2 separate regions of the Mus musculus genome follow, and region 1 is linked to region 2. Evidence: chromatin loops called from intact Hi-C (ENCODE). Cell type or tissue: heart. All regions are shown on one strand. Each heading gives the region's core, and the rest is flanking DNA. Links, peaks and the distances in the headings are about the cores only. Region 1 holds the start of Traf3ip2 (TRAF3 interacting protein 2). Region 2 has its middle 8.2 kb from the start of Ccn6.

Evidence for each region. Hi-C counts contacts between places; a loop is a spot of excess contacts. Peaks named below come from ENCODE experiments on the same cell type or tissue, not always from the same donor. Only the 100,000 strongest peaks of a DNase experiment are listed, where the experiment ranks them.
Region 1: a loop joins it to region 2, with 3 times the contacts of the local background. A loop is called at or near these places in 4 of 42 quality-filtered maps.

What each region holds. Positions count from the first base shown.
Region 1 is chr10:39,606,240-39,621,777 of GRCm38, forward strand. It overlaps Traf3ip2 (TRAF3 interacting protein 2), which reads left to right and starts at 6,695. Exons shown (of 9, transcript NM_134000.3): 1 at 6,695-7,107. It overlaps Gm16364 (predicted gene 16364), which reads right to left and starts at 7,443. Exons shown (of 6, transcript NR_152259.1): 1 at 7,245-7,443. It overlaps E130307A14Rik (RIKEN cDNA E130307A14 gene), which reads right to left. Exons shown (of 3, transcript NR_038037.1): 3 at 15,172-15,538. In heart, for the core only: no CTCF peak of the experiment used is centred there; DNase peaks (open chromatin) are centred at 7,162, 7,862, 8,582 and 9,942; H3K4me3 peaks cover 2,962 bases; H3K27ac peaks cover 4,147 bases.
Region 2 is chr10:39,164,275-39,179,812 of GRCm38, forward strand. It overlaps a transcript of Ccn6 not described here. Among named protein-coding and RNA genes, the nearest start is that of Ccn6, 8.2 kb to the left of the region's middle. In heart, for the core only: CTCF peaks have their summits at 6,095 (motif pointing right), 6,999 (motif pointing right) and 7,684 (motif pointing right); DNase peaks (open chromatin) are centred at 7,077 and 7,647; H3K4me3 peaks cover 1,495 bases; H3K27ac peaks cover 1,270 bases; H3K27me3 peaks cover 303 bases.

The sequences.
Region 1 (15,538 bases), core at 6,316-11,315, 440 kb after region 2:
TCAGTCTACAGAGAAAGTTCCAGGAAAGCCAAGCTTAGGCAGTGAAAGAGTTGGAAAACAGAAAGCTGGTGATGATGTAATAGAACAAGAGGGGTGTGTTCAAGCCCCAGCAATCAGGAGAATTTGGTAGCTTCAGCCATGTGGCTCTGGCTTTAAAGTCAAGAATAGAAGGGACCACTAGGACAATTGATGCTAGTTAGCTGGAGCTAAGAAAGTAGCAGCAATTAAGAAGAGACAAACATCATGGAGGTGAAATCTTCTGGGAAGTGTTTTCTGAGACCACAAAGAAGCTCTGTTCCAGAAATAACCAATGTTGTACTTCATGCGGCAGCTGGACTTGGTAATGTGTTTAGTCACCAAAGTGGTACTGGTTTTGAAGGTATAAAGGGAACATGAAGAACAGCTGAGACTTGGCACTGTGAGAGGCCAGGAAAGGCCACTGGTGAAAGTGCAGCCTCAGTTGTCAGTTGCAGTTTACAGTCCAGGAATGAAGTTGAAGCTTGGCATCATGATTGGAGCCTCTTGATGAAGTCCAGTTGCAGTGGAAAATTCCACAGTACTGGAGATGTCAGTTGCATGGAATGACCATCACAAACAGAAGCAGCAATGGAGGGGAGTCAGTCAGAGCCTAGAGTGCTACAGAGGACAGAGCTGGAGAAGGGGCCCAAGCCCTTTGGAGGAGCCCAGAATTTGATGTGTGGGTACCAGAAATTGGAACAAGAAGCTGTGAAGTTGAAGTTGCCTTGGATACCCTAGGATGTTAGAAGTGTCAGAGCTGTGGGACACTAGTCAAAGAAAGCTGCTAACAGGGAGTGTAACCAGCCAGAGAGAAATAAGTTTGTTGTAGTCAACTAAGACAAAAAGAGTTGGACATTAGACGTGGAAATGCAGAGTTTGGAGTTTGCCCAGATGGTTTGTGATCTTGCTTTGGTCCAGGGCTGCACATGAACCTCAGTTGGGTCCTCAATCTGCAAGAAAACGGGGTTCTGGTACAGGTGGGCAAGGAGTTGGCACAGATGACAAACAAATACGAACACAAGGGAGTGTGATATCTGAATGTAATTTGTCAAATTGAACATCAGACTTTTAGTACAGAAGAAAATTGGGAAGTTAGGTGACACATCAGCAAGGTACAATGAGGTTACTGGATGCTTAATGACTCTTACACAAAACAGAGGAATGCAAGCATAAAGACTGGCAGGAACTAGGCAATAAAACAACTGAGACAAAGTTAGCTCTATCTAAGGTCAGCTGTATTCTTAGAAGCCAGGTGTGAGGTATTTACACTCCCCGGGCAAGGGCTTTCACGCCCAAGCCATAGTTCTTCTTCTTCTTCTTCTTCTTTTTTTTTTTTTTAGAATTAATTTTTTTATTAGGTATTTTCCTCATTTACATTTCCAATGCTATCCAAAAAGTCCCCAATACACTCCCCCACCCCCACTCCCCTATACCCACTCCCACTTTTTGGCCCTGGCATTCCCCTGTACTGGGGCATATAAAGTTTGCAAGTCCAGTGGGCCTCTCTTTCCAGTGATGGCCGACTAGGCCATGTTTTGATACTGGCTTTTTTTGTTGTTTTGTTTTTTTGTTTTTCTTTTGTGTTTTTTTGTTTGTTTTTTTTTTTTTTTTTTTTTTTTGGTTTTTCGAGACAGGGTTTCTCTGTATAGCCCTAGCTGTCCTGGAACTCACTTTGTAGACCAGGCTGGCCTCAAACTCAGAAATCTGCCTGCCTCTGTCTTCTGAGTGGTGAGACTAAAGGTGTGCACCACCATGCCCAGCTTCCAAGCCATAGTTCTAATTAGGGAGTTCCACTCTAGCTAACCTTCTCATGAATAATGCAATATTCTAGTTCCTCCTTAAACCACAGTTTGATATACTTCCAAAACCACTGTAAATTCCTGTATATGTGAGTAGTTTGCTTTTATTCTAAGTGATTGTATGGGGGGACTTCTACTAACAAGTAATGTAATCTGCCGTACCTAACTATAATAAGAATTCTAAACTTAGTTGCTAAGCTTGCCCTGAGATTTCTAACTCTCTAGTAGATAGTAATGCCTGATTTCTTTCACTATCTCTCTTACGATACTAGAGGCAATTCTGAATGTTACTGAATAGGTAACATTCTTACTGAATTCCAAGCCCAGAGTCGGCTCAAGGACTACCTAGGGCATTGGTGAAGGCCAGGAAGCAAAGTTAGATTTTGCTTAGGTATTTGACAAGCTATTGCTTAGAGGCACCTATAATAAAACAATACTGAAAGAAAGCACACAGATCCATTCACAAGGACAAGTTTGGAACATTTGTTATACTAGATGCCAGGGTTCCAGGTTTCAGGAAACTAAGTTTCCATGAACTTTTCGCCTCGGGACTGCTTCCAGGTCACATGTATTACTACTGGAGTGGATGTAGCAGTTCAGTATTTCCTCACTATGATGTTTTGTAATGATAATGTATATCTTGTGTTATAATATGTTGGAAGTATATGATCTGCTTTTTTATTTAGATTTTATAGGGGATTACAGTAAAGAGATTGCATGAATCTCAGAAGAGACTTGGAAATTTTAAATGTTGATACTGTACTAGACTATGGGGACTTTTGAAATTAGACTAAATATATTTTGTTATGCTATGGCTAGGTATGACACCCCCTCCCCCATAGCCTGCGGGTACCAGAGAGTGGAATGTGGTGATTTGAATATACTTGGCCCATGAGAAGTGGCATTATTAGGAGGCATGACTTTGTTGGAGCAGAATGTGGCCTTGTTGGATGAGGTGTGTCATGTGAAAGTGAGCTTTGAGTGCCTCTTCCTGACTGTCTGTGGAAGGCAGAGTTTCCTTCTTGCTACCTTTGGATCAAGATGTAGAACTCTCAGCTCCTTCTACAGCACCATGTCTACCTGCACACTGCCATGCTTCTTGCATTATGATAATGGACTGAACCTCTGAACCTGTAAGTCAGCCCCAATTAAATATTGTCCTTTATGAAAGCTGCCTTGGCCATGGTGTTTCTTCACAGCAAATAAAACTCTAACACACACACACACACACACACACACACACACACACACACAGAGGCACGCGCACATGCGCACATATATGACTCATAGGCTGCAGTCCATCTAATCCAACAATGGCTAGCTGTGAATGGAAAGTCCAAGAATCTAGTAGTTGCTCAGTCCCACAAGGCTGGGTATTTCAGCTGGTCTTCTGTATATGTAAAAATTCTGAAGAAGTATATTCCAATGGAAATGAAGGAATGGTTGTGTGAGCAAGGCAAGGCAAAGCAGGCAAAAAGCAAAAACCTTCCTTCTTCCATGTCCTTATATTGGCTTCCAGAAGAAGGTATTGCCCAGATTAAAGATGTCTTCCCATCTCAAGTCTAGATAAAAAACCTGTGTCTTCCCATCTCAAAATCTGAATCAGAGGCTTATCTTCCTACCTCAAAGTTCTGGACTAGAAGTGAACTCACTGACTTTCAACTAATCAGAAAAATCTCTCAATCTCTCACAGGTGTGCCCTCCATTTTTGAATTATAGTTCTGTGGTGGTTTGAATATGCTTGGTCCAGGGAGTGGCACTATTAGGAAGTTGGCCTTGTTGGAGTAGGTGTAGCCTTGTTGGAGGAAGTGTGTCATTGTGAGTGTGAGCTTTAAGATCACACAAGCTTTAAGATCCTTTTCCTAGCCAGTCTTCTGTCTGCCTTTGGAACAAGATGCAGAACTCTCAGCAACAAAGTCTTTCATATTCCTACAAGGATGGCCCATTAAGTCCCACTTAAAGCATTCCATTGCATTTAAAATCCAAAGTCCCAAAATCCACATTCTTCCAAACAAAAGCATGATCAGGCCTATCACAGTAATACCCTAGTCCCTAGTACTAACTTAGGGTTTTATTGATGTGAAGAGACAGTATATCCAAGGCTGACTTATAGGTTCAGAGGTTCAGTACATTATCATCAATGGAAGAATTGCATCATGCAAGTAGACTTGGGGCTGGAGAGCCTAGAGTTCTACGTCTTGATCTGAAGGCAGCCAGGTGGAGACTCATTTATGCAGGCAGCAAGGAGGGTCTTTTCCATACTGGGCAGAGCCTGAGCATAGGAGGCGGTAACATATGACATACTTCTTCCAACAAGGTCACACCAACTCTAATAAGGCAATATATCTTAATACTGCCACTCCCTATGGCCGATCATTCAAACCACCACATAGTCTAACTTTCTGAAACAGTAATGCCTAACTAAACACTTTCTTTTCTGAGTTGCCTTGGTGATGGTATCTTCTCACAGCAACAGAAAGGCAACCAAAACAAGCCCTAGAACTTGGCAAACATAAATCCTTTACATCTGGATTTTTTTGTTTGTTTGTTTGTTTTGGTTTTGGTTTTTTTTTTTTTTTCCAAGACAGGGTTTCTCTGTAGCCCTGGCTGTCCTGGAACTCCCAGCACTTAAGAGGCAGAGGCAGGCGGATCTCTGAGTTCAAGGCCAGCCTGGTCTACAGAATGACTTCTGGACTTTTTAACTCAGCGTGAGATGGTTAGCCCATGTCTTGACACCACGACCTGCTCCTTTTGACTTTGACAGCAGCGATCCATGTGTAAACACAGTAAACACAGACCCAAGTGACTGGCAGCCATGGCCATGCCTGTTTACTGCTTCCTTCCTTCCCCTCTTGAGTGTTGTCAAGAATTGTATAAAGAAAGGGAAGTACCTCAGCTGCACTCAAACTTGTAGGAAACAGTCCAGAGCCAAGCAGCCGAGGGAGGAAAGACACTACAAGCGAGACAGCTCTGGCTGCTCCACAAATTAGCTATGTGCCCTTCTAGAAGCTACCAGGTGTCTCTTGAGTGTTGTGTTCTTCGAAGGCACAGCGCAAATGGCAGCTTCTGCACCTCTCGGGTCTGCTTGAAAGTTAAAGGTTAAAGGTTAAAGGTTGTTAAAGGTGTGCAAAGGTCCTCAGGAAAGAGCTGCTCCCTGGAGGTTACACACGAGCATCCAGACAGCAGTGGATAGCATCTGGGAACCTGAGATGTTGATGTCCCAGTCCTCAGGCATGGCCTCTGTCATTCCTTTCAGTCTAAGCTTGCCAGGCATGCGCAGACAGAAGTTTCTCGGCGCAGGAGACTCTCTATAAACAGTTTACATCCTTGGGCTGCTTTCCAGGAGGGGCCCAGCAGATGCTCTCAGCAAGGAGCTGTTATCCCATTCCCCAAACTCAGGATGGATTCAGAGAGGAGGGGTGCCCAGCAACCTCAGACAAGCCTTAGGCTTGCTGCCTTTCCCCCAGGCCACAGCTCTCATTGGGTGGAGACTGGCTGTCCTGACTCCTCATGGAAAGGGTTCCAAAGGCAGAGGTTTCCAGAAACTACTCTGAGGCTCATCTCAGCCCATTTAAGGACAGCTATGAGAAATGAGTTCATCTTCTCTCCTCTACCACCCCTTCCATGCCTTCCTTTCCTGTTCTCCTTTCAATGCTGACAGCTGCCCCTCCCCAATTACCCTCGTTTCAGCCACTCCACAAGGAGTGTTGTTTTCCCCCAACCCCTAAGATCTAATAATAATGTTCGAGGCAGAAAGTTCAAGGCTGAGCTAATAAATATGGGACTATCAGGCCTGTGTTACCAGGCTCAGCTACAGCCATTTCTGACGTGATGATCCAACAGGTATACAGTGACTGCCTACAATGTCATAAGCAGTGTCCTACATGCTGGGGACACCTCTCTCTCTCTGTCACTACATATATATATATATATTGTCAAGAATAATGTTTTATTAAATAATTTCTCAAAGCCACCTTCCCATGTTTGTACAAATAATACAAATGAATACAAATTTTCATTGTTTTAACAGCTAAGTAGTACTTCATTGTAAGAACACACCACAATGTGTACCACTTTATTATAAAGTTTTAAAAACAAGCCACATTCCCTTTGTTTATAATGTGTGGTACAACTTTAAGTGTAATACTTAGGCAGACCTGGGGCAATCTGATTGAGGACATTTTGGGCAATGTTCCCTATGCAAGAGTGGAGAGACTGGACTGGCTCAGTCTGAGACACTTTCTATGGTAGAGGGGGGAAGTTCAGTGGCTGCGATCAGTGCTGGCTGGTGGCCTGAGAGTTCACACCCGGACTGGCTCCCATCACCCTCCAGTGCTTTAGAAATAACCTGGATTTATATTACCCACACATAGCATGGTGCCATTGTTCTGCCTCCAGGATCCCTGTCTGTGCAATAAATTCTGTAGTGTACTGAATAAACAAAGGGAAAAGAAAGAAATAAACTTAAGATTGTGAAATGAGAGCCAGGCAGTGGTGGCACATGCCTTTAATCCCAGCGTTAGGAGGCAGAGGCAGGGGGATTTCTGAGTTCGAGGCCAGCCTGATCTAGAGAGTGAGTTCCAGGACAGCCAGGGCTACACAGAGAAACCCTGTCTCGAAAACAAAAACAAACAAAAAAGCAAAACAAACAAAAACCCAAATCAAAAGATTGTGAAATGAGAAGTCAGAGGTGTGTGTGTGTGTGTGTGTGTGTGTGTGTGTGTGTGTGTGTGTGTGATACAGTCCTGCACAGGGCTGTAGGCAGTGAATCCTTTGCCCCATAGTTACAGGCAGCAAATCTGTTTTGGTGAGTTAAAAAACACAGTTAAAAGTTCTTGCTTCATATTCCCTCCCATTATCAGGCCCAGGCTCGTTTGAAGCTGCTCAAGAATAAGCAGTGTGAAGACCGCAAGTTCTGTCTCCGGGAGACACCTTCTCAGGCGCTGCAGTAACCCAGAAGCCCGGGGCATTCCTCACAGTTTCTTATCTGGGTGGTAAAAGCAGGATGCAGCCTAATTGGTTGCTGGTTCTCTCTGGTGAACGCAAGAGGTTTCTGTTTTAAGAAATAAAGTGACTTCTTGGCGGTTGATTCACTGCCCCACGGGGAGAGGCTGAGCAGAGGCTTCCTCTCCGTAGAGATTTGCATACAGCATCCACTTCCTGCTCGAGAGCCTGCTCCACCACTTACCTGGGACTGGAGAGGGCGAGGGAGGTCTGAGCGGCCCAAGGTGGATCCCCGTGAGCAGAGCCAGCGACCACCCCCTGGGCCGTCTGTCGGTGGCGATCTTAGGTAAGTGAACTCACTGGTGCCTGGCTGCTCTGACCTCTTTAACCACTGGCCGGCTTTCCAGTCCACTGGCTTCTCTGTTGCCACAAGGTCCTGATCTCACTTCCCTCCGCCCTCCGCCCTCATGCCCCCACCTTTACCTTGTCCATCTGGAGGCCAGTTTGAGCTGAGACTGTGACAGAGTTCCAGCAGGAATGTGGCGCCAGTTTAGGGTTTCTCTCGGGCAGGCCTGGCTGAGTTTAACTCTATAAGGAGAGGCACACAGCACTACACGCTGCCGGGTTGGAGTTTTCAGTACTCATAGTCAGCCATCAAGAAATCAAAGTACGCAGTGAGTTCAGGGCCAGCCTGGGTGACGTAGCAAGAACCTGTCTTTAAAAACGAATCAAAACTGTTTCTCCAAGGAGGGAGCCATGGTAGAAAGGATTAAGTACTTGGCTTTCAGCCCAAGACACGTCAGGGACTGCGGGAAGGCCAACTCCCAGTTTTTCTCTATTTTATGCTGGGGGAAAATACCAGCCTCACATTCTTGGGTCAGAAAGTGCTCGCCGCCCCCCCCCCACATTCCCCCCCCCCCCAGGCCTCCATTTCCTTTAGCCAGTGGTTTGCTGGGTCTGGATGGTGCTGGGGAGGCCAGAGAAGAAACACTGGATCTTGGAAGCTGCCTTCTCTGTGACTTCCTAGTTCACAGTGGCCTCTTAGACTAGAGACTTTTTCTAAGGGTGTCGTGGAAAGAAACCAAATTAGTAATTGAAAAAAGCAGAAAACGTGCTTCCAAGTTCTCCCTCCACTTTGGTGTGGGTGCATCTCTTAGGCAATTCTCTTTGGCTCCCAGATGCCTGGATTTCTTCATCCACAAAGTGTGTGTGTGTGTGTGTGTGTGTGTGTGTGTGTGTATACATATGTGTGCACTCACACACTAACATGATTATGTCTAAATTCTTTTCTAAGAAACCAAGGCCAGGGTAGTCCCAGAAGGGTACTACCATAATGGGTGGTCTCTAAAACTTGTTTTGTTTACTGATTACTACACATATATATTTTACCCCTGCTACTAGTGCATTAGGAAGGCCTTTGCTTCTATTTTTCCAGCCCCCAGAACCTGGCATGTCATCAGATGCTGTAGAGGCACTCAATCTTGCACGTAAACTTTGAAAAAAAGTTTTTTTTTTTTTTTTCTCAGTTTCCCTCATCTGCTTTCCAGGGTGAAGGTCAAGCAGCTGTCAGGGCAGGCAGCCTGTGGTGGGGTGGTGGGGTGGTGGGGTGTTGGGGTGTTGGGGTGGTGGGGTGGTGGTGAGGTGGGGGTGGGGTAGCAGCTGCAGCTCTGCAGGAGAGCAGCCTAGAATCCAGCCATCATTTCTGGCTTTAACCACGCAGGGGGAAATGGGATTTCTTGAATTTAGCTCATGTCCCATGTGTTTACTGAGAGTCAAGGCAGGCTCCAGAGCTGGCAGACGATCCTGCTGCAGAGGCCAGGAGCTGGATCGGAAGGCACTCCAGGCCCCAGCAGTCCGTGTGTGGGCCTTTAATGGGAGGAGGGGAAAGGGAACAGAGCAACCACCCAGCACCATGTAAGGCTGGTGACTATGATTAGAGTCATCACCAGCTGGCAGATACGCTGGGTTCTTAACCTTTTCCAAACCACTGCTTTAAGAAACGTTATTATTGTTTCTTTTGAGCAACTACTTACTGTCAATACAGTTCCAGGAGCTTTGGGTATTGCTAAATTCTCTGTAGGGAATCCAGGCTCTGGTCTATAGCCTCATTTCTCTGTATTCTGGAATAAGGGCACGTTTGCTTGTGGTGAGTTCCTGATTCTTATTTCAAATCCTGAAGTGTTATCATCTGAAAGTGGGGTAGCAGCACTTTGATGGTAGAAGTGCCACCACAGCCACTCTTAATGTGGTGCTGCTCTCCCCAGTCATTCCACACAGGACAAGCGTTAGGGGGCAAATGATGCAGCCATTCTGACAGGTTCACTTTGTGGGGCCGCCTTAAGCAGGAGGGAGGGTCAGACAACGTTGCAGGATACTGTGGGACAAGAGAGTTTCTTAGCTTAGTGATTCTCAGAGGGCCCGAAGACACACAGTGTTCGAGCCTGCACGTCCCTGAATGAAGGGATTAGTGACTTTCAAATACACTGAAAATTAAGAGGAGAAAGCCCTATTTTCAGGCATCAGCAAGATAGATTACGGTGGCGTAGTTTGTCTAAATTAAATCAATGTCTTTCGTGTTGCAGAATGGAAATCTCAGATCCTGAATTCAAATCATTTTCTGCAGCAGGCAATTTTAGATTAGCTTTAAAAAGCATATCTGTATGAACTGTAGGCTCTAGGAAAGGATGCAGGTGGAGGTGTGGTCAACTTCCAGGTCCTTCCGTAGCCAAGTAAATGACCCTTAAACTTTGATCCTCTTTATCAAAATAGTCCAGCTGACCTTCCACAAGAAGCATCGGATGGCTGGAATCTAGACGCTGTCCTCCAGGCCTCTCCTATTTCTTCTCAATGTTCTGTCTCCCAGATAGTTTCAGTCATGAAACAGGGTTTCCTCTCCCCGCTCCCCTCCAGTGTTCCTTGTCTCCTGCCCAGCTCTGGGGGGCATCCCAGAGCCCATGTGTACTCCAGACTCGGTGCTCTGCCCACTCTTCTGTGTACAGGTGTGCATGCAGGTGTGTGCTGCGTGCAGGTGTGTGCTGCGTGCAGGTGTGTGCTGAAGGTGTGCCCCCAGGCCTTCTTGGAGACAGACCATAGACTAGAAAGCAGCCAAGGAAGGGTGGGTTTCCATCCAGTGGCTGCCCTTAGCATGTTGCCACTTTGGCTCGATTCCCTCATGGCATTGCTGAAAGCAAGATATTTGGGTAGATGGGAGACCCTCGTACAGCCTGTTCCCTTTGAACACCCGGCAGACCCAATCTGCATGGGGTCTTGGCAACTCCCTCAGCAATGCAGGACACCTGGCTCCTCTGCCGTGGTGGAACCCTGTGCCCAGCCTTCTACTGCTCCTCTCAGGCCTAATGCCCATCTCTGAACTTTTCCTATCCCAAGTCATCTGCCTCGACATCCTGGCCAGTGGCCCACTCTACACCGGCGTGCCTCTCCCCTGCGATCCTTCCTGACCTGCCATGCACACAGACTACAAGGTCTTTCTCCCATAGCGGTAACGATCCCAGGCTTTTTCCTCTCTTCCATCCCCTTCCTGTCCCTTCCGCTTCACTCTGTGGCCTGAACTGAGTTAGGAATCACAAACAGATGCATTAGAAAGGCCACCTTATGGGAAGCAGGCAGGCAGGCGGGCAAGCAGGCAGGAAGGTGGGCGGCCGGCCGGACAGACAGACCATGGCAACAAAAGCTCCTGAACTGGCTTGAAGTTGTTTCTCTCCATGTTTCTATCACCAGCTTTCAATGTGGTAGGCAGTCTGTTCCCAGAAGTCTTCCTCCCCATTTCAAGTTCAGCACTAAGTCCCAAGTCCACTTTGCACGTCAGAGTGTTATGACTGCCCTCAGCCTGTTGTGAGTCTTCCTCGTAAGATCCAGCAAATGTTCCCTTGTCTCCAAGGCTCACACCACCTCAAAGTCTCTGGTAAATCATCGTAACGGAACAGCTTCTCTCTCAGGCAAATTCTGCCAGCAAGCTTGGAAGTGTTTGCTCACTGGGGTTTGAATCACTCAGGTGAGCCAGACAGTTCCCTCCAAACTAATCTACTACTAGGGAAACCAATTTGATGGTAATTTGCATACATTTGGGCAGTAGACAAAGAAATTTACAGATAGTTTTAAAGATCTGTGATTAGACATACTAAAAAAAACCCTATTAGTCTTTGGGGCCAGCGAGATGACTCGGCTTGTAAAGTTACTTGCCACCAAACCTGACAACCTGAGCTTGATGCTAGGAATCCACATGGTGTAAATGGAGGACAGATTCCTGACCAATTGTCTTCCTGGGTGCCATGGCATCTCAGTGCAACATATAAACAATCAATAAATGTAAGAAGAAAATTCAAATTATTCTCTGGAGAGTAAAAAATACCTTGAGAATCTATGACTGAAAATATCTGATCCAGATCTGGTGGAGGGTGGCGCATGCCTTTTGTTCCAGCACTTGGGAGACAGAGGCAGGCAGATGTCTGAATTACAGGCCAGCCTGGTCTACAGAGTGGATTCCTGGACAGCCAGAGCTACCTAGACGAAACCCTGTCTTGAAAAACCAAAAGAAAAGACAAGACAAGAAAATATCCAAATTAGAGTTTAGGATCCTCCCAATTATTAATGCATGTATTATTAATGCATGTTTTTATTTCTTATGCTCACCTGGAATATGCTGTTGTATGCCTTTAGGACTCTTCAACTCTATCAGTAACCCAGACAGTATTTAAAAAATAAAAAAAATAAAAAAAAGTTCAGGCCTAGGAAGATGTCTCTGTAGGGTAAAGTGCTTTTTGCCCAAGTTTCAGGACTGGAGTTCAGACCCACAGAGAGCACCCAAGAGCCAAGCGGGTGTGGCAGCCCTCCTGGAATCTCCAGTGCTTGGGAGACAGAGCCAGAAAATCTGAAGAGCAAATTAGCTGGGAGAACTACCACAACGTTGAGGTGGGGAGACACCTTGCCCCAGTATATAAGGTGGAGTGTAATGGAAGAAGACACAGTGTGGGACTCAGTCCTCCACACGAGTGCACCTGCAATTGAGGACGCTTGACCTGGATCTCGGGCCTCCAAAAGCAGTCGAGCACGTACACATATGTACTGTACCCCCACCAAACAAACACGCAGACACACATTTCTTTCAATCCGGCCTACATAGTGGTACATACCTATAATCTCAGCATGTAGGAGGTGAAGGCAGGAGGATCAGGATTTCAAGGCCAGGCTAGGATCCATGAGACACAAATCCAATCCTCTGGTGATCAGCTAGTCTTGATTACTTAGGAGCTGTTAGGCCGTTTATGAGTTAGGAAGGCTGCTCACTCCTGCCTTCCTCTCCCTGGCTCTGCTGTTTGTCTTCTTCCAGGGACACAATGCCTTCATTAAGTCCCACCCGTCCTTGCCTCAGAGATGTCTCCTGGAAGCGATCACCTTTCCAGCTGCTTTGCCCGCATTTATCATCACCCTTTGTTTGTGCTCTGTCAACCAGGTTTCAATTTATTTTGAATTCAGTTTATGATTAAAATTTAATGAGATCCAATCAAGTGCTTTTTTCCAAATCAAGCGGCCTCTGCAGTCTGATGGCAGCCTCCATTGTAACTGCTTGAGGCAGACACCCTGGCTTCCTCTTAGCAGCTTTCCCGAGCACTGGAGGGGTGTGTCCAACCCTTCAGGTCAAGGTGAACGCTCTGAATCCTGCCCTCCCAAATACACAGCCTCTGTCTCAGTGGCGGGCTGTCCGTTCCGCAGGCTCTAGGGCTGAACTGCTACTGGCCATAGGACCTCGAGAAAGTTCTTTAACTTGCCTGTACCTCATTCCCCCCCCCCCCCGCCCCGTTATAAAACAGAACCAACAGCAGTACCTGTCAACTCAGATCACAGTGAGAACTACATGAGTTACTATCTATAAAAAATCCTTGTAACCATTTTAGGAATAACCACCATTCAGTGAAGATTAACAAAAGACAGGTCAGAGAGGGCAACCTTTCTTAGTCAGATCCATGTTATCTGGCTTACAGTTTGCCACACCAGCATAATTTTTATGTGCAGTTGGTAAACTGTAGCCCTTGGGCTAAACGTAGTCTATGAGGTCTTTCTAGTCTTAGCCCAGTGCCAAGAATCATTTTTATGTTAATTTATATTTTTTGTTGTTGTTGGGTTTTTTTTGGTTGTTTGTTTTTGTTTTTGTTTTTTAAGACAGGGTTTCTCTATATAGTCCTGGCTGTCCTGGAACTCACTTTGTAGACCAGGCTGGCCTTGAACTCAGAAATCCGCCTGCCTCTGCCTCCCGAGTGCTGGGATTAAAGGCGTGTGCCACCACGCTCGGCTTACATTTTTTGTTTTTTAGTGATTTTTTAAGTGTGTGTGTGTGTGTGTGTGTGTGTGTATGTGTGTGTGTGTCGGGGGGTGTAATATGCATGTGAGTGCAGTTGCCTGTGGTGGCCAGAGGCAGCAGATCCCTCTGGGGTTGCAGTTACAGGTTGTTAGAAGCCATCCCACGTGGGGATGGGAACAGAACACAGTTCCTCTGGAAGGGCAGGAGATGGTCCCAACCATTGAGCCATGTCTCCAGCCCCTATCCTTACACATCTAAAGGGTTGTTTAAAAAAGAAGGAAGGAAGGAAGGAAGGAAGGAAGGAAGGAAGGAAGAAAGTAGAGAGGCATTAGGAGACGGCTCATGGATAAGGACACTTGCTGTGCAAACATGATGTCCGAGCTCAAATCCCCAGCACACGTGGAAAGGGATGTGCATGCCTGTGTCCCTGTTGTCCCAGTGCTGGGTCAGGGACAGGTGGATCCTAGGACCTCACTTGTCAGAAAGGCTAGGGTCAGTGAGAGACCCTGTCTCAGAAGAATAAAGTAAAAGCAACTGCCCTGTCTCTATGGGTGTGTACGTGCACACACAGACACACACACTCACATACTTATGCACCTATATACACACACATACACCTGCTCTCACAGTCACTCACAAACACACTCACACACACACTCTCTCTCACACAAACACATACATGTGTAAGCACATGCATACAAATGTGTACGTATCTGTGCATGTACCACACACACAGTGAAATACAATATATGACCCATAAAGCAGAAAGGATATTTTATTTGGCTTTTTATAGGAAAAAGTTGCCAGCCCTGGATCACAGTGGCTTGTGGCAATTGCTAAGAATCCATAGGTTGATCTGCCTTCACCAAGCTCTTGTGTGGCTTTGGAAAAGCTCCTTTGTGTGTCTCATTAAGGACTAGCAGAATGCTTCCTGATACCCTGCCTGTGGACCAAGGCCAGACGAGCTGATGTGAATCCAGTGTGGTGGGAATCCTCTCCTAGACAGCCAGGAGCATGTGACACGCCCACTACCTGGTGTACCATGCAGGAGACAGCATCTAGAAAGCCGTGTGTCTTGCAGTGTGGAGCAGGCTCTATGCTGGCCATGCTAGATAGACCTCTTTAGCCTCACAACTATGGGACGGAGCTGCTAATCCTTTCTGTTTGTAGATGAGGCCCCGAGAAGCTAAGTAACTCTATTGTGGTCATAGCCTTGACTTACACAGCTGGTAGAGAAGCAATCAAAATCTAGAAGTCTGTACCCAGAAGCAGTTTAGTTCTGTGTAGCTGTCACTCCTGAGGAATACAGGTTGGTCCAGGGTAAGGCCACTTTTAAGTTAGAACCACAGTGACAGGTTCAGTGACACTACTACTACCTGGTATACCTGCAGGGGACAGTGAACTTCGAGCATAGCATTAGGTCGGTTCACTTGTGTCCTGAGACAGTCTTGCTTTGCAAACAGGAAGGGGTAGGAAGCTATCTGATGGACGTGCAAGAAGGGGGGCCAATATGAGCAGAAGGACAGAGGCCCTGGTGAGATCATAAAGCTGCTGTGGAGACTACTGGCCTCCTTTCTGAGACGCTGGTGAGTTAGGTATGATATGCTACTGTAGGACATGGACGTTGGGGAAAGACCTGAGCAGAGCTCATGGCAGCTCAGGGATACTGGCTGAGCTGTGTACAGAGAAAGGCTGGAGAGGGGAGCATGAACAGTTCTGTGGGAGGGACACCAGGGGCACACATTGTCAGCAAGTATCAACGCTTTCGACTGCTGGATAAGATCTTCTCTGCAAACCCTATCCTGCAGGGGTTGCGGGAGGGTAGAGGATATTGGCCTCAGACCTAGGAGAGGGAAAGAAAAACTAGAGGTTTGGAAGCCATAGAGAAACTGACAGTGAGCTGAGGAAAATGAAGAGGGTTGGAGAGATGGCTCAGTGACTAAGAGGCCACTGCTCTTGTAGAGGACCCAGGTTCAGTTCCTAGCACCTCTGGGTTGGCTCACTGTCACCCGTAACTCTAGCTCTAGGGGACCCAATGTCCTCCTCTGACTTCTGAGGGCACCAGGCACAGACATATATGCTGAAAAAACACTCATACACATAAAACATATTTTTATTTTTTAGAAGGCAGAGATCTACATCAAGGCCAGCCTGGTCCAGGAAGTTCCAGAGCAGCCACGAATACACAGTGAGACCCTCTCTCAAAAAAGAGAAAAGAGAAGAGGAGTCCAAATACAAGAGCTGGAAACCCAGCAAGTATAGCTCTCTGCTCATACATAGGGGGTGAGGGAAGCTGGGCCAAGACTGCTGTCTTTAAAGTCAGGGCAGAGGGCGTGTGAACCCGGCCGCGTGCCTAACTGTGCCAGTTTACCATGGCAGCTGTTCGGTACCTAGCCTCTGTGTGCAGCTCAGGCCCAGCCCCAGCAGGCACCACAGTCTTGGTTGTTTATGGGTTTTGTAT
Region 2 (15,538 bases), core at 3,414-8,413:
ATTAGATTTTCCCAATTAGAAAATTGGAGTGAGAATTTTTTTTAACATACGAAACACTACAAGATGCCCATTAATACATATAATTTTGTTTTTGTGTATCAGTTAAAACAATCTTTAAAACTCTAAAAAGTAAGTTACTCTGAATTTGAACCATTTCTCCAGAAACACACCATGTGTGCACACACATGTGGCCACCAGCCTGTCCCCTCCTGTGTTGTCACCAGGACAAGAGTTAAGAGTATCCATTTTAACCTTTGTTCTTTCTCTGTCCAAGTCTTGTCTTCCTGAAGATCCAGCAGGCGAAACCTACCTTCCCACAGCTCTTCTCCCTTTGGCCTGTCACGTGATCTACAGTGTCCGGGCCTCTTTCTTCCCACCCTTATGAGCATGAATTTAGCACATAAGTAAGGCCTCCCACAGCGGTGACCTCTGGGAGGCTGTGCTCCCACAGAGCCAATAGCACATGAGCATGCACACATCACAGTAGCCTGCAGCTATATGTGCACTGGGCCACCCAGATGGTACCCTTCTTAGTTAGGGGTTTACTGCTGTGGACAGACACCATAACCAAGGCAACTCTTATAAGGACAACATTTAATTGGGGTTGGCTTACAGTTCAGAGGATCAGTCCATTATCATCAAGGTGGGAGCATAGCAGTATCCAAACAGGCATGGTGCAGGCATCTCAAGGCAAACAGGAGAAGACTGACTTCCACACAGCTAGGACAAGGGTCTTAAAGCCCATGCCCACAGTGACCCACCTATTCCAAAAAGGCCACACCTCCAAATAATGCCACTCTCTGGGCCAAGCTTATACAAACCTCACAGTACCCTTTTCATTTGCCACCCTAAGGTCTTGGATCAGTTAAATGTCTGGCAAATGGATCTTGAAGAAGGGCTTATGTTGGCTCACACTTGGAAGGCACAGTCAATCATGGCAGGGAAGTCATGGCAAGAACATAAGGCCACTGTTCACAATGCATTCACAGTCGGGAAGCAGAGATGAAAGTCAGAGCTCAGTTTGCTTTATCCTTATCTAGGCTGGGACCCTGTCCCGCAGGACAGTGCCGCCCAAATCCAGGGTAGGTCTTCCCATCTCCCTTAATCCTTTCTAAAAACACCCCTACAGATCCAAGGAAGGACATATTTCATAATTGGTTCCAGAGCTTGCCAAGTTGATAATCAAAACTAACCATCCCCGGGGTATCCTGCTCCTTGAGAATTAAGACAAAACCCCAGAGTGGCTCAGCAGAAGAGACTGTGCTTGCTTTTGATCCAGCCTGATCTTTCTCTTTTGATTGTCCTGGTTTAGTGATCATCTGGCCTTTGAACCCCCAGGCTCAGTGATTCCTGGCCACCAGACTTGATAACTTCTTCATCCCTGGCTAGTCAACGACATCTCTCTGGCGCTAACTCCCTGTTTCAGACATAAAGCTGCTTTCGTTGGCAGCGATTGGTCTTGCAGAGATTCATGCTCCTCCCATTCACTCTGTGGAAAACTGGCAGCAGCGGCCATTTTTCTGGAAATGTCTTCCTTTACTCTGAACTCCACTGTGGAACAGGGAGGATGTCACTGCTGTCTGTCTGTCCTTGCCTCTCAGTAGGAAATGGAGAACTAATTAGCAAAACCTCCTGCGGTTGAGAGGCTCTGGGCTACTCGCTGCCAGCTCCGGCTCCCCCAGACTTCTCTGTGCTTAACTATTTCACTGACTGAGAGTTCTGAGTGATGGGATATTTTTAGAGGCTGGAACTGCTGTGTTCAGCTTTATGCAGTAAAAGCTGTCCCGGCGTGTATCCATTTCCAAGTGCTTGCTATTCGGATCTAGTCTCTCACTATGATCTCATTCATAAACACTCAGCCTCTGATGTCCCCTCCAACAGACACAGCCCTAAGCATCTCTATTATGTGAAGCACATTTCGTGAGTTACAAGGATGTTTCTCGTGTATTATCTCTTTTAATTTCACAGCTCAGTGAGGTGAACAAAAGCCCTATCGCTGTCCTCATTTAACAGATTAAAAAGTTAAAGCTAAGTCATTGTGCTTGGTCAATAAAACACTCTTAGTCTTTGCCCTCTGGAGCTCTGCAATCTATTGGCAGAGCAGACCTTGAATAAATAAACACACAAAATATCTATCATTAAAAATTGAATAAAGGCTCATGACATAAAAGAGCTCAGAAGGAGTGACAGGCAAGAGCTAACTTAGATTGCAGTGGGGAGTCTGAGCAAGTGGCTTCCGAAGTTCAGAGGCAATGCCAGGTAAAGAGGGTTTCTGCCCCATGGCTCAGGCAGGAGGTTTAGGTTTGCCTCTAGTGACAGGACGCTGTCAGCAAAGGACAAAGCCCATTACTAAGGATATCTTCACAGCTAGTCTACCCGCCTCTGCAGAGGCAAAGTCAGAAACCTTAATGTTGGTCAGCAAGCTTGGCACAGGAGAAGCTCACTTCTTCTCCAATCTCTCTGGCTATGGAGCAGGCAATGTTCACCCTGTCTGAAAGAGCAACAGCGATTATTGCGTGGTAACCTACTGGAAAGAAAGCACACTCTGAGGGAGGGCCATGCTCCCCTCAGGGAAAGCAGACTGAATTATAATAACACATAACATCTGACCTGGCTTTCTGGACTCCCTATGGCACTCAGTGTTGTATATGAACCACCTGATTCTCCTGGTCACAATGTGGGATGGGTACCACTGCTATCTCCTTTGTTTGCCTTCCCTGGAAGCCAGTGTGTGGCCAGGACCAAAAGCTTTCTGTCACCCTGCCATATCCCACAGCCTCGCCACAGAGTCTATACATCACACAGTCGCCCGTATCATGGTAATTTGCCTGTGTTTTCAGTATATGTCTTTTTCCTGGTCTCCTCCTAGATATCAAGAGGGACCAAGAGTCCAATGGGACTTGGCTCAGCATGAGGTGTTAGGAGATTCACTTGGCCGCAGAGGTTCCTGTGTGGACAAACTTCCATGAGGAACTTCACAACGATGCATAGCCTGAAGCACCTGGCAGAGGTGGAAAATCCAGGTGCAGTCAGAAAAGTTGGTAACTGAAGCCCAGTTGGTGACTGACCTCTTGTCCGGGCACCATCTTAGCCTCCTACATTGCTGCTGTTCGGTATCTACTAGGAGGAAGTCGTGTGTATGCGGTGGTGGTATTGAAGGTGAGGAGGAAGGGTACACACCGATCCATTAGAAAAAAGTCCGTTCTCGGGTAGGGGTTTGAGGGTTAGAGCCAGAGAGGGTGAGCTTGTGGAGCCATCCAGCCCTTGGTAGGGGTTTGAAGGTTAGAGCCAGACCAAATGAACTTGAGGAGCCATATTCACGTTTGATATAAATCCTGGGAACACACGTGATGGCATGCACTGTAATTTGGAAATCTTCAAGCCTCAGGGTCAAAGCCAGGTCTGGAGCATCCGACTTGGAGCACGTGAGATGGAGTTGAGCACTGGCGTTCACTGCCCTTTGCTCCTTGAGTGGAGCTGTAGCCTGGGCTCCTGCCCCGGGACTCCCCATCACGAGGGGCTGCCCCCTCAGATGTGAACCCTTGACATGCGCTGTGAGTTCATTTCCTGACAGCAGTCGGAAAAGTAACTCACGCAGCCAGCAACGTCCACACCTGAAACAGATGGCTGAGGTTAACATACCAAACCGGACCTGGCCACCAGACTATCACCCCACCCCCACATTCCTCAGCCCCTACCCTTTACCAGGCTGTCCTGGCTGGCATACCCAACACCCGCCCCCTCCCCCCCACCCCTCACACACTGGGCTGCTCTTCTTTATTTAATCCAACCATTTTGATTATCCGCTCTTTTTCTTTGTCCCATTCGGTCTCCTGGCTGCTGCTCCTGGTTCCCCTCTCTTCCCCCCCCCCCCACATGGTTCAGCTCAGGATCACATCTACACTGGCCTCCCCCAGGTGTCTCTGCCTCTGGGTCTGCTCTCCCACATATCTATGATAAACTTTCTCCTCTGCCATACTTAGAAGCTATGTCATTGAAGCTTCCTCCTTATTTATATAAGGAAGGAAAATAATATTCTAAATACCAGTGATAAGCATATGTATTGTTGCCAAATATTTGATCACTGTGTGAACCCGATATTGTGTTGCTTACTGGAAAAACCTGATTCTATTTGTGGTGTGGCTCACCCATTGTGGTGTTTATAAAGGATAAGGAGAGAAGGGATGTGTTTTGGCGGATGTGCAGTCGGGTGCGGGCCCATGCCGAGGCATCCCTTTCCCCCTGAGGGACCAGCCACATGATGGTGAAGTGTAGAATAGAGCTTATTCAGGGCGTGAGGAGGGGAGATGAGAGGATAGTAGAGATAGAGAAGGGCAGAGAGAGAATAGAGAAGTAGAGTCCGACCATGAGCATGTGGAGAGAGAGGAGGGAGGGGAATGGAGAGAAGATACAGAGCAAGAGGACAGAGTGAGAGCAAGAGAGCAAGAGAGAGAGGAAGGGGCAAGCAGCTCCTTCTATAGTGAGTCAGGCACACCTGGCTGTTGCCAGGGAACTGTGGGGCAGAGCCTAGACTAAATGCCAACACTCATAACACGCAACCTTTAATCCCTCTGGCTGGAATACAGACGCACCCTTAGTACATACCTTTAATCCCAAACAATGAAGGTAAAGTTAGTTTGTATAAAGAAGCACCTGTGTTTGATGTCTAATTGGGTGGCAGACAAAGGGATGAATCAGAGAAAGATTTGACAGAATAGAATATGCCCAACTCTCACAAGGGCAGAGAGGAAAGGGAAGCTACTTTGGGGAGCAGAGCAAAAAGGGAGAGGAGGCAGTTTTGTGGGGAGAGTTTTACAGAGACAGGTTGCAGAGAGAGAACAAGCTAGACACAGGTGAACACAGAACAAGTCAGAGAAGGAGAAGGAGCCAGAAGATTAGAATAGATTGCCAGATTTAGTATGAGGCCAAGCAGAGCAAAACGTCAGAGGCAGAGAGAGAAGCCAGATTGAATCAGGCAGCTTGGAGTCGAAGCAGCCTGCCAGACCTCAGAAAGCATGAGCTTATTCAGCAGTAAGTTCCAGAAGCTGAAAGCATTCTAAGCCTGGGTTAGATTATATGTAGGCCAGAAGCTTCCAGGCAGGGCTAGGCCCATAGTAGCAGATTGGGGCAGTAAGCCACAAAGAGAACAATTAGATCAGGCGAATAAAAGATACTTTTACAGTGTATATTCTTGAGGACATTTACTGGTCATTTAGAGTTGTGTCCATTTACTTATACTAATTATTGAGCGTTTCTGTTAAATGTATCTCCAAATTTTACCAAGTTCTACTTTCAAGATTCCAACATGAGTGGGTGGAGAGATGGCTCAGCAGTAAAGAGTACTGGTTGCTCATCAACAAGACTCAATTCCCAGCATGTACATGGCAGCTCCTAACTGTAACTCCAGTTCCAGGGGATCCGATACCCTCACACAGACATACAGGCGGGCAAAACACGACTCAGTGCTTTGCCTACGTGACTGCAGTGAAGCAGGCATGAGAGAAGGCATGTTCTCCCTTCCTCCACTAACCGTATGCAGCCTTGTTAATGAACACTTGTGCAGTCCCTGAGGCAGCCAGCGATGGGGAGAGGGCCAAGGGGAGGTAGTGCCACTCCCATGCAGGGGGAATGGAGAAGTTACAACGTTCTGCTTGGCTGTTAATGAACCAGGTCCCTAGCAACCCTCAAACCACATATGCCCTGCCCTGCCACCTGTATAGGGCCTGGGTCAGAGCTTATTGAAAATAAGCAGGCGCCCTCGTTCCACGGGCGTAAAAAAAGCAAGACCAAATGTAAGTCCGTGCGGTATAATTCGCTCTGTCATTTGTTTTTGCAGAGGGAATGCTGAGTGGGAAGGAGAGCTAAGTTAATTAGCCACAGACACAGAAAACCGCCACATGAAAAGGAGGGAGGGCAAGAGAGGACCGAGCATTAACCATGCTCCCGAGTGCGGTTGGAGCTAATGTCACAAGCAAAGAAAAGCACGCAAATGCAGTGTGCTGTTCCTGGCTTTCTTTTTAACTTGGAGTTTTTTAATAATGCGTCATGAAGGTGTGTGGGGAGGGAGAACACAAATGCAGTGCCCATGGAAGCCAGAAGAGGGCGCCACAGTCTCGAGCAGTCCAAGCAGAGCTACCAACCTTTGTAAAACCTGTAGACAGGTTTACTGAGAGGGCTGTCAGCCTTGGCTAACAAGATGAAAGGTAATAATCATGACAGGATGCCCAGTGAGATGCTTTAACGTATATGTGGCATGCTTATACTAATTGTTGGTTTTTAACCTGAAATTCAAATTTGGTCATATAAGCTTGTACAGGGCTTTCTTTTATCCTGGATCATGTAGAAAACAGACTATTTTCAAAATAACAGGTGCGCTAGCTAATTTTATGTCAATTTAACACTAGCTAGGGCCATCGGAGAGGAGGGAGCCTCAAATGAAAAAACTGCCTACCTAAGATGGGGCTGTGGGCAAGGCTGTAGGGCATTTTCTTAATTAGTGATTAATGGGGAAGGTCCAGTCCATTGTGGGCGGTGCCGTCCCGGAGCAGGTGGTCCTGGGTGCTGTAAGAAAGCAGCTGGGCAAGCCATAAGGAACAAGCTGGTAAGATGCCACTCCTCTGTGGCCTTTACATCAGCTCTGGGCTCCAGGTTGCTGCTCTGCTTTAGTTTTTTGTCCTGACTTCCTTCGACGATGGACAGTCATGGACCTGTAAACTAAATAAATCCTTTTCTTCCGGAGTTGCTTGTGGTCATGGTGTTTCATCACAGCAATAGTAACCCTAAGACATGTTGCAAAAAACCTAACAAGTCTATATTTCATGTGATGATGGGCATTGGGAGCTTCAAGCCTTCGTGTTATTTTTCACAGGCAGATAGAAAAAACTTATTTTTTCTTTGTCCTCTTAAATGAGATTAGGTGTTGAAAACTCCCTTCACCCATGCAGCTTTCACGCTGTTTCCGGACTTTCCAGCTCAAAGCTGCACTAGACCCTGGTGGTCGGTAGATGGCGCAACGGGTCAATGTTCCAGCCGAAGGCTCTTATGGTCGCTGTCAGGGAAGAAAGGAGGCGCGCGTTTGCCGCAGAGCCTTGCATTATTGATCTCTGCTGCCGCAGAGGTGGGAGGAGCCCCGCCGCCATCTCGCCCAGACTCCTGCAGTAGCGCTAGGATGGTTGCTGCAAGAGGCTTTTCCATCCCTACAAAAAGTCCTTGGCTGGGTAGGGAACGTGCATTGCTCCTTCGCAAACATTCGGCTTTTTCATTCCATAGCAAGATCAGATTTCTCTGTGATGAGAATCATTACACACTGCGTTCTGAACAGCGGCTGTAGCCTTTGAAATATTTAAATCATTTAAATCCACATTTGTTTTAAAGTACTACCAAGTAGTGATACATAATATACCAGCAGCAGAAAGACAATGAGATAGTGGAGCTGGGGCGGGGCGGGGGTCCATCTCTCCTTTTGGTTTTCCAATCACAAAACATGCTTATATAGATAAACGGAAGTACTCTTCACATAAAATGGTCTCGTTGTGTCGATTTAAACACAGCCAAGTGTTCACCAATCATTGTCACCGGAAATTTGCACAATTGGACAGTCAGAAATGCTCTGACAGTCAACCGTGGGTGGGGCCTCCACGTGATCTCTGCGGTTGGAGCCTCGCCCTTCTGACCAGTAGAGGGCGACCAATCGATTAAATGGGAATCTCAGACAATGCAAACACATTTCAGAGTAAACAGCGAATGTGTTAACGCAGCAGTCCTTTTATTTGGTCGGTGTGTTCTCTGACTACAGATTTGTAGATTAGAATGTAGTATTGTTCTCTTTCTTTGCAAATCAGACATAGGAGGCATCTTTATGTTGTCTCATTTGCATTCGCCTAAATGAAATAAGTATTTAAACGTAGTCCAGAGCGACTCAGCTCACAAATCCTAGAGTTTTTGCACCTACAGCCTTCAAATGCAACTCTCCATCTTCCCCTTACTTCTCTTCCTTGAGACTTCCGAAGCATTACACAGACTTTCACGGGAAACACATCTTCCTTTGCTTTGAAGTGGATCCTGACCGAGCTCATTCTTGTATACAATGGGACTGTCAGCTGACAGAGCCCTCCACAAAAGATCCCCCAAATAAACCCGAGTCAAGATTTCACCGTGGGAAGCATGTTTCCGTCCTGGATGCTGCTACTCAAACGTCATTTGAGCGCTGGGTGGGCCTATCACAGAACAGTCTCAAGACTTTATAGCCAACCTTAGTATATACAACTGCTGCAACCAAAAATTTTCATTCTCAAGCTTAACTATCCCGATATATTTAGAATTTTAGCTATATTTAGAATCCTTTCCATCAAGTTACCTGTGGTCCCAGGTCCAGCTTCTGTTAGGCTGAGAGCCATCATTATTAGGCTCCTCCTCCGCCTTGGTTTGGGTAGGGATTCTAGGTTTCGCAGCCTGCAGGTCACATGGTCCTCCTTTCTATGGTTCACTTGAAGCCTGGAGACTGTGAAAGACTTCCTTTCCTCCCATTCTAGGAAGAAACATCACCGGGAACCCCGTCAGACTACAGGATATCCTCCTGTCCCCAATAGAAGCAAAGGATTCCAGAAACTGCGTCTATAGTTTGCTATTGCATGAAGTAAATTTTGTCCCAGTGGGAACAAGATAATGTTAAGGAACCGAAGTGCCTCTGTCATGAATGGCCTGCCATTTCTGGAAGGTTATAAAAAGGAGAGACAGAAGGGTTCCCATGATGGAGACCATGGGGACTCCCTTTCCTCCGGCATCTCGAAGCTTTTCTCTGCTAAACACTTCACATTGTTTACCAGCATTTCCGATCTGTAGCTTCCTTCAGTGCCGCCCCTCGCTAAGCGAGTGCATAAAAAATTCACTTCCAGAAGTGGATGTCAGTCTCAATCCTAAGAAACTGCGTTACTGCCTTTTGCTCGCTGTAAAAGAAATAACTCACGGTCACGTGATACAAATGTTGGTCCTGAGAAAACACACATGGGAGCTTGCCAGGAAGCAATCGACAGGAAGCGCAGCTGTGGGAAAGAAAGCTGGGCTCTGTCGCCCCTGGGAGCGGGGGAAGAAAGCTGGACTCTGCCGCCCCTGGGAGCAGGAGAGCCATTTCAGGTCAAGGGGCCACTTCTGCCACTCAGCTCATTTCTCAGGCCATCTGCACTATTGTTGGGATCAGTAACATCCCTAGACAGCAAAACAATGTAAAGTGACTGGAATATTCTATAATATAGAATACTAGTGTGCTATTAAGTACCAAATGGATGACTGCTGTGAATGGTGAAAAGACACTTTAGTTGTATTTAGTTCAGTTATTTAAATTGAGATAGCCACGTGTAACTAGAGGCTACCATGCTGGACAACATAATTCCGGAGTCATGTGTTTATTTGTTGATTGATTTTTTTTTCCCTTTTTTGGCCAATGATTACCACACCCTCTATTTCATGATTATTCTAAGACAGTCTGCCAAAAAAAAAAAATGAAAAAAAGAACAGAGGAAAAGGAAAGAGAAAAGAAACGCAGCATGATCAAAGGAGAACTGGCCTGACTTTATTTTAATTTTTTTAATGACAAGACAGTGGTGGAAGGAAGCAATACACGAAAGAGAACGAGAATCAGATGCACATAGCACATAGAATGGGCAAGTCGCTGCCTTTGAAAGTGAAATACTTCTCTAAATGTCTGCAAAGCAAGGAAAACAAAGGAGGCATGCAGGAGGCCAAGTTGGAATACCAGTTGACAAGTGTTTGGCTGCCCTACAGCCTCAGTCTCTCCTGCATGCAAAGCCCCATGCTCACCCATCTCCCCAGATTGTAGGCCACGTCCCTTAACATCTCGCCTTAGTTACTGTTCTATTGCTGTGAAGAGACCATGACCAAGGCAACATACAGGAGAAAGCATTTAGTTGGGGGCTCGCTTACAGTTTCAGAGGGTTGGTCCATGATCATTGTGGTGGGGAGCATGGTGGCCGGCAGGCATAGCTCTGAGTGCTTACGTCCTGCCTTCTGGCCCCATCACCAGACACAAGTCCCTCAGTCCCACCTCTGAGGGACTGAACTTTAGAGACAGAAAAGTGACTTCTCACTGGGCTGATGATGGCGTGGGCGGTGCTCAGAATCTGTGGAGCAAAGGGTAAAGAGCACTGCCCTGAGGCAGGAAAATGGGACCCGGCGATGGCCTCAGTGACAGGCTCAGCGTCACAGGAGACCTGGCGTGGCAGCACTCTATGACTAGGTTTCCTGCTCTGTAAAATGGCATAGATTTAGTTCTGATTTCATAAAGTTAAAAAGAAAACATTTAATGGACCCAACAGATACTCACCATTCCTAGGATAGAAAACCACTCTATATTAATTCTATAATAATACTAATGTCAAAGCCCGACAGCATTCTGGATTCTGGATTTGTGTCAGCCTCTCCTATTGGGTACCATAAGAAGCGCATTCCTCTTGTTTCCTCTTTTCATGTTTTATTAAGCTGTGGTTTATGAGTTTCCATACCCTTGGAGTAAATTGTCGGTTTTGCTTAAGCTAATTCAGATGGACTTGTGGACCTGCCATGAGAAGACTTCCTGTCTCCTTCCCTACACACGAGGCCAGGCGAGCTGCAAGGACCTGTCTTAGCTCTGTTTTCTGTTGCTATGGTAAAACTCTAGGACAAATGCAACTAAAAGGGGGAGAGCAGGGAGGGTTATTTGGCTCACAATTGCAGTTCTGGTCCATCACCGCAGGCAAGTCAGGGCCGCAGGAACCTGAAGCAGCCAGTGGAGTTATATCTTCAGTTGAGAGCAGAGAGCAGTAACTTAGTGCTTGCCTGCCTGCCCATGCTTAGCACCTCTGCTCTTCATCCAGTCCAGACCCAGCATTCCTGGTGGGTCTTCCTGTTTCACTTAATCCAATTAAGAAACTCCCTGCCAGGAAGTGGTGGTACATGGCCTTTGATCCCAGCACTCAGGAGGTGGAGGATCTTAAATGGCTGTGTAAAGAGACACAATGACCAAGGCAGCTCTTATGAAGAGCAACATTTAACTGGGGCTGGCTTACAGGTTCAGAGGTTCAGTCTAAAGGATGGCAGCCTCCAGATATGGCACTGGAAAAGGAGCTGAGAGTTCTACAGCTTATTCCAAAGCGAACCAGGAGAAGACTAACTTCCAGGCAGCTAGGAGGAGGATCTCAAAGCCCACACCCACAGTGACACACTTCTCCCAACAAAGCTACACCTATTCCAACAAGGCCACATCTCCTAATAGTGCCACTCCCTGGTCCAAGCATATTCAAACTAACACACAGAGGTAGGCAGATCTCTTGAGTTTGAGGCCAACCTAACCTAAAAATCGAGTTCCAGGACAGCCAGAGCTACACAGAAAGACCTTGTCTTGAATGAAAAAAAAAAAAAAAAGTTCCCCACAGGCAGGCCAATCTAATGTACACAATTACACAATTTGTCATTGAGATTCTATTCTTTCCCTGGTGATTCTAGGTTGTGTCAATCTAGCTGGTGACTACCATCCCAACACCAAACCTTCACAGACTCTTACCACAGGTAAAGGACATAGAAAAGGATGGATGAACTCAGTCTTAAAGATACTGCCTTTATTTAAAATCATCCAGTCACTTTATTATAGTTATAATATAATTATGTTATATTACTGGACATGTCATGTTCTGGCCCACACTCCACCTCCCCCCCCCCCACACACACCCCATTCTCTTCCAATACTATTATGATAGGAGACTTCTTACTGCTGCAGTGAGAAGTTGCAGACCCATTGTAGAGGTTATCTTTTTGTGCATGGCGTGTCCATTAACATCTTGAAATGGGAGCAGTTTTGACTACTGCACAGACACTCACAGGATGAGGAATGTCAAGTTCGCTCTGTAGGGTTAGGGGAGGGACATCAGACCCTCACCTGAAACTCTAGGCACTCAGTCCTTCCTGAATCACCCCCTATGGTTGCAAGCAATGCTGTTCCAGCTGCAGGTGATCTTGGGAGATTCTAGAACATAGAGGAAGTAGAAGGCTGACTGGAGAGGAGACTTTGCCTGTGCAGTTTTCCATGTGGGAATCCTACGTTGGGACTTTCTAGTGATGCAAATGTTTGAGATTGGCCACATCTCTATATGCAACCTCTTAGCAGATAATTCCTTGGCTTACCAAACTAGATGGAGATGATGGTTTCCTTGGTCTGTTGTTGGTACTCTACTTGAGGCAAATAGCCATTTGTGCTCATCTCCCCAAGAAAAGTCACAAAACAAATAATACTTGTGTCCACATGTTGGAATATGCGATGTGGGTGTAAGCCCCAGGCTGGATACATGAAGGGTGACAGATGTACAACACCACCAGTGTGACAGTGATGGTGATGCACACGTCACTGCCCACTGTGTGTCACTGCCCACTGTGTGTCACTGCCCACTGTCCACTGTGTGTCACTGCACACTGCACACTGTGTGTCACTGCACACTGCCTGTTGGTGTGATGACCAGTGCATGTTTGCACCTGCACCATGATGCTCTCACCGCCTTCCAGGCCAACCTTTCTTGGTTGCCTATTTCCTGTGCTTAATTCTTCTGCCTTCCTGTTAGTTCTTTAAGCTGCCCAGCATGTGGACATTGAGTCAGGTTTTGTTGTTGTTTTGGTTTTTTGCATAAGACAACCAAAAACATGTCCTTGATTTGTAACCAAGAACCTTGTGTTTCCCTTTTACCCCTTTTAAGAATTCAGAGATACAAAAATAGACATTTTGTTTCTTGGGCTCTTGCTATAAGAATTAATATCATTGCTGCAGTGTCCAACACAGGCGAGCGTCATCAGTTCTTACTCAGTTCTCGGCACTTGTTTATGTTTAGCCTCATCAGACCAAGGCAGAGCCGTGTAGCCGGAAGCACCAGAAGGACCACACCCTTCATTCTCAAGGCTACTGGCATCAGGTTTGGGCCAGATGTCCTCACTTCCTGTAGAGGGGAGATTAGGTTGTCATCAGATGATAATATTTATAAACAAATCAATGTCTTGTCTTCTTTTTAAAATGGAATTTAAAATCAATGTACTAGAGCAAGCATTCAAAATAACCATCTTCTAGTTTAGATTAAAAAAAATTAGCCTGCTCTGAGTTCCAGGATAGCCAGGGCTACACAGTGAAACCCTGTCTCGAAAAAACAAAACAAAACAAACAAACAGATTAGTCTGCTCTATTGATGAGGTAATATATCAAACTTTTTGGTTTTTCTTTAAAAAAAACTTTTTTGTATAAGTGTTTTGTCTGCATACATGTATGTGTCCTGTACCCATAGAGGGCTGAAGAGAGTGTTGGATCCCCTGGAACTGGAGTTACAAATGGTTGTAAGCCATGGGTGCCATGAACCCTTCAATTCCTCTGTAAGAGCAAGAAGTGCTCTTAACTGCTGAGCTGTCTCTCCAGCCCTTCTTTTTGATTTTGTAAGACAGGATCTTGTAGGCTTAGATTTTTTCAAAACCTACTTTAATAAGGGTTCTTAAAGCTTCAACCTCCCTTCTAGCCCACCTACCAGAGGTAGGGGAGAAGAAAGGTTAATAGGAAATGGGGGATGTGGACCTGTTTAAAAGTAGTTCCTTAGGGTGAATCCAATCTTCACTGTCAGGCTATTAGCAGTCCAGTCCAAAACACCAAACACAAACTAGCAGTGGCTCAATCCAGAAGACTCTGTGAGGCTCCAAGACAGTGGTAAGAGGAAGCTGGAATTCTACAAGGCACACTTCTCTCTACAAATCCAAGACAAAGGATCAGTGAAGACCAGCAAAACATTGCAAGGCGAACCAATACAAGAGCATCATTCACTGTCTGTTCGGTTCTACTTATACTCTTTCCAAATATCACACGTCCTCTCAAGTGGCTGCCTCAGCAAAATACGTGTCTGCTTCTGCAAAATATATCTCATAAGACAGCTTGCAGAAAACCACCACATGACACAACTGAATCTCCAAAGAAACCAGACGTTTCCACTTCAGGATCTCATGAAGCTCAGTCTGGCCCCGAGTCCTTTATGTAGCTAAGGGTGATGTTGAACTCACGATCATCTTGCCTCTACCTCCCAGCTGCTGGGCTCACTAGCCCCATCAGTGTCTTCTTTTAATACAAGGCTATTCCTGGAAACTGTCCTGTCTATGTGTTCTGCTGTGGGCAGGCAAGCACTGGTATACCAGGAAGCCAGTGCTGCTCCTCAGAGCACAGTGGCTAACCAAGGTCTATAGAATGAATGGGTCAACAGAGGAGCTAGTTGCTGGGCAGTGGTGACACAGGCCTTTAATCCCTGAATTTAGGTGGCAGAGGCCACTCTGCTCTACAAAGCTAGTTCCAGGAAAACCAGGGCTACACATGGAAACCCTGCCTCAACAACAACAACAACAACAAGAATTAAAGAAGCCACTTGATGAGTAAAAGCCCAAAGGCAAACAAGAGCTATGGCTGCTTAAGACTAAGAGATGCTGAGCCTGATGGATCCTACCATTAATTACATCATGTGGGAGACAGAGGCAGAGGCATCTCTGTGGGTTTGAGGATACCTAGTCCACAGAGAGAGAGAGAGAGAGAGAGAGAGAGAGAGAGAGAGAGAGAGAGACCCTGCCTCAAAAAAAGAGCAATAAATAAAGGAAGGAAGGAAGAAAAAAGATAAATTGATAGAATAGATAAACAAATGAATTTTTAAAAACTCAGAAAGGGTGTGTGGTCACTCTCAACATATGGCAAGCTTGGTGGTAGAGAAAAAGAATGGATTTGGGGACCCACAACATCAACTTATCACCCAACATAGGCTATTTAGTTTATTTTTCACTAAACACACACACACACACACACACACACACAAAAACCTTACAAACAGAAACTTTTTGCTAATGAACAAGAACACCATCAGAATTCAGACTTGAGCTACAGCAGTACAGTAGTCCTGCCTGGGGCAGCCAAAACCCTGTTTGATGGATTTAGCAAGATGCTCTGAAGGCAGGAGCTTGCCAGGTTCTGTCCACTCTATTTTCCCCACCTTGCCTCGTCCACTGGAGCCCTCATCTTTTACTTCTCCTTCTCCTGTATGCAATCCAAAACAAAGAGGGTAAAGAGTCATTTCTGGAGGGCTGGTGAGATGGTTCAGCGGGTAAGAGCACTGACTGTTCTTCCAAAGGTCCTGAGTTCAAATCCCAGCAACCACATGGTGGCTCACAACCACCCATAATGAGATCTGATGCCCTCTTCTGGTGCGTCTGAAGTCAGCTACAGTGTACTTATATATAATAATAAATAAATCTTTCAAAAAAAAGAATTTCTGATACTCTTTGTCATCTATGTAAATAAAATTACACTTCTTATTTTTCCAACTTACTAGCTCAGATCTGGAGAGATTATCACCAAATTAGGATCCCCATTTAAAATACTAACTAGTGAGCCTTCTACACCTTTGATTGGAGGACCATCTGAGTGACAGATAACCATCCTCCAGGGCAGCTGATGGCTCTGGAGCCAGGGCTGCTATGGGCCAGGACTGACCAA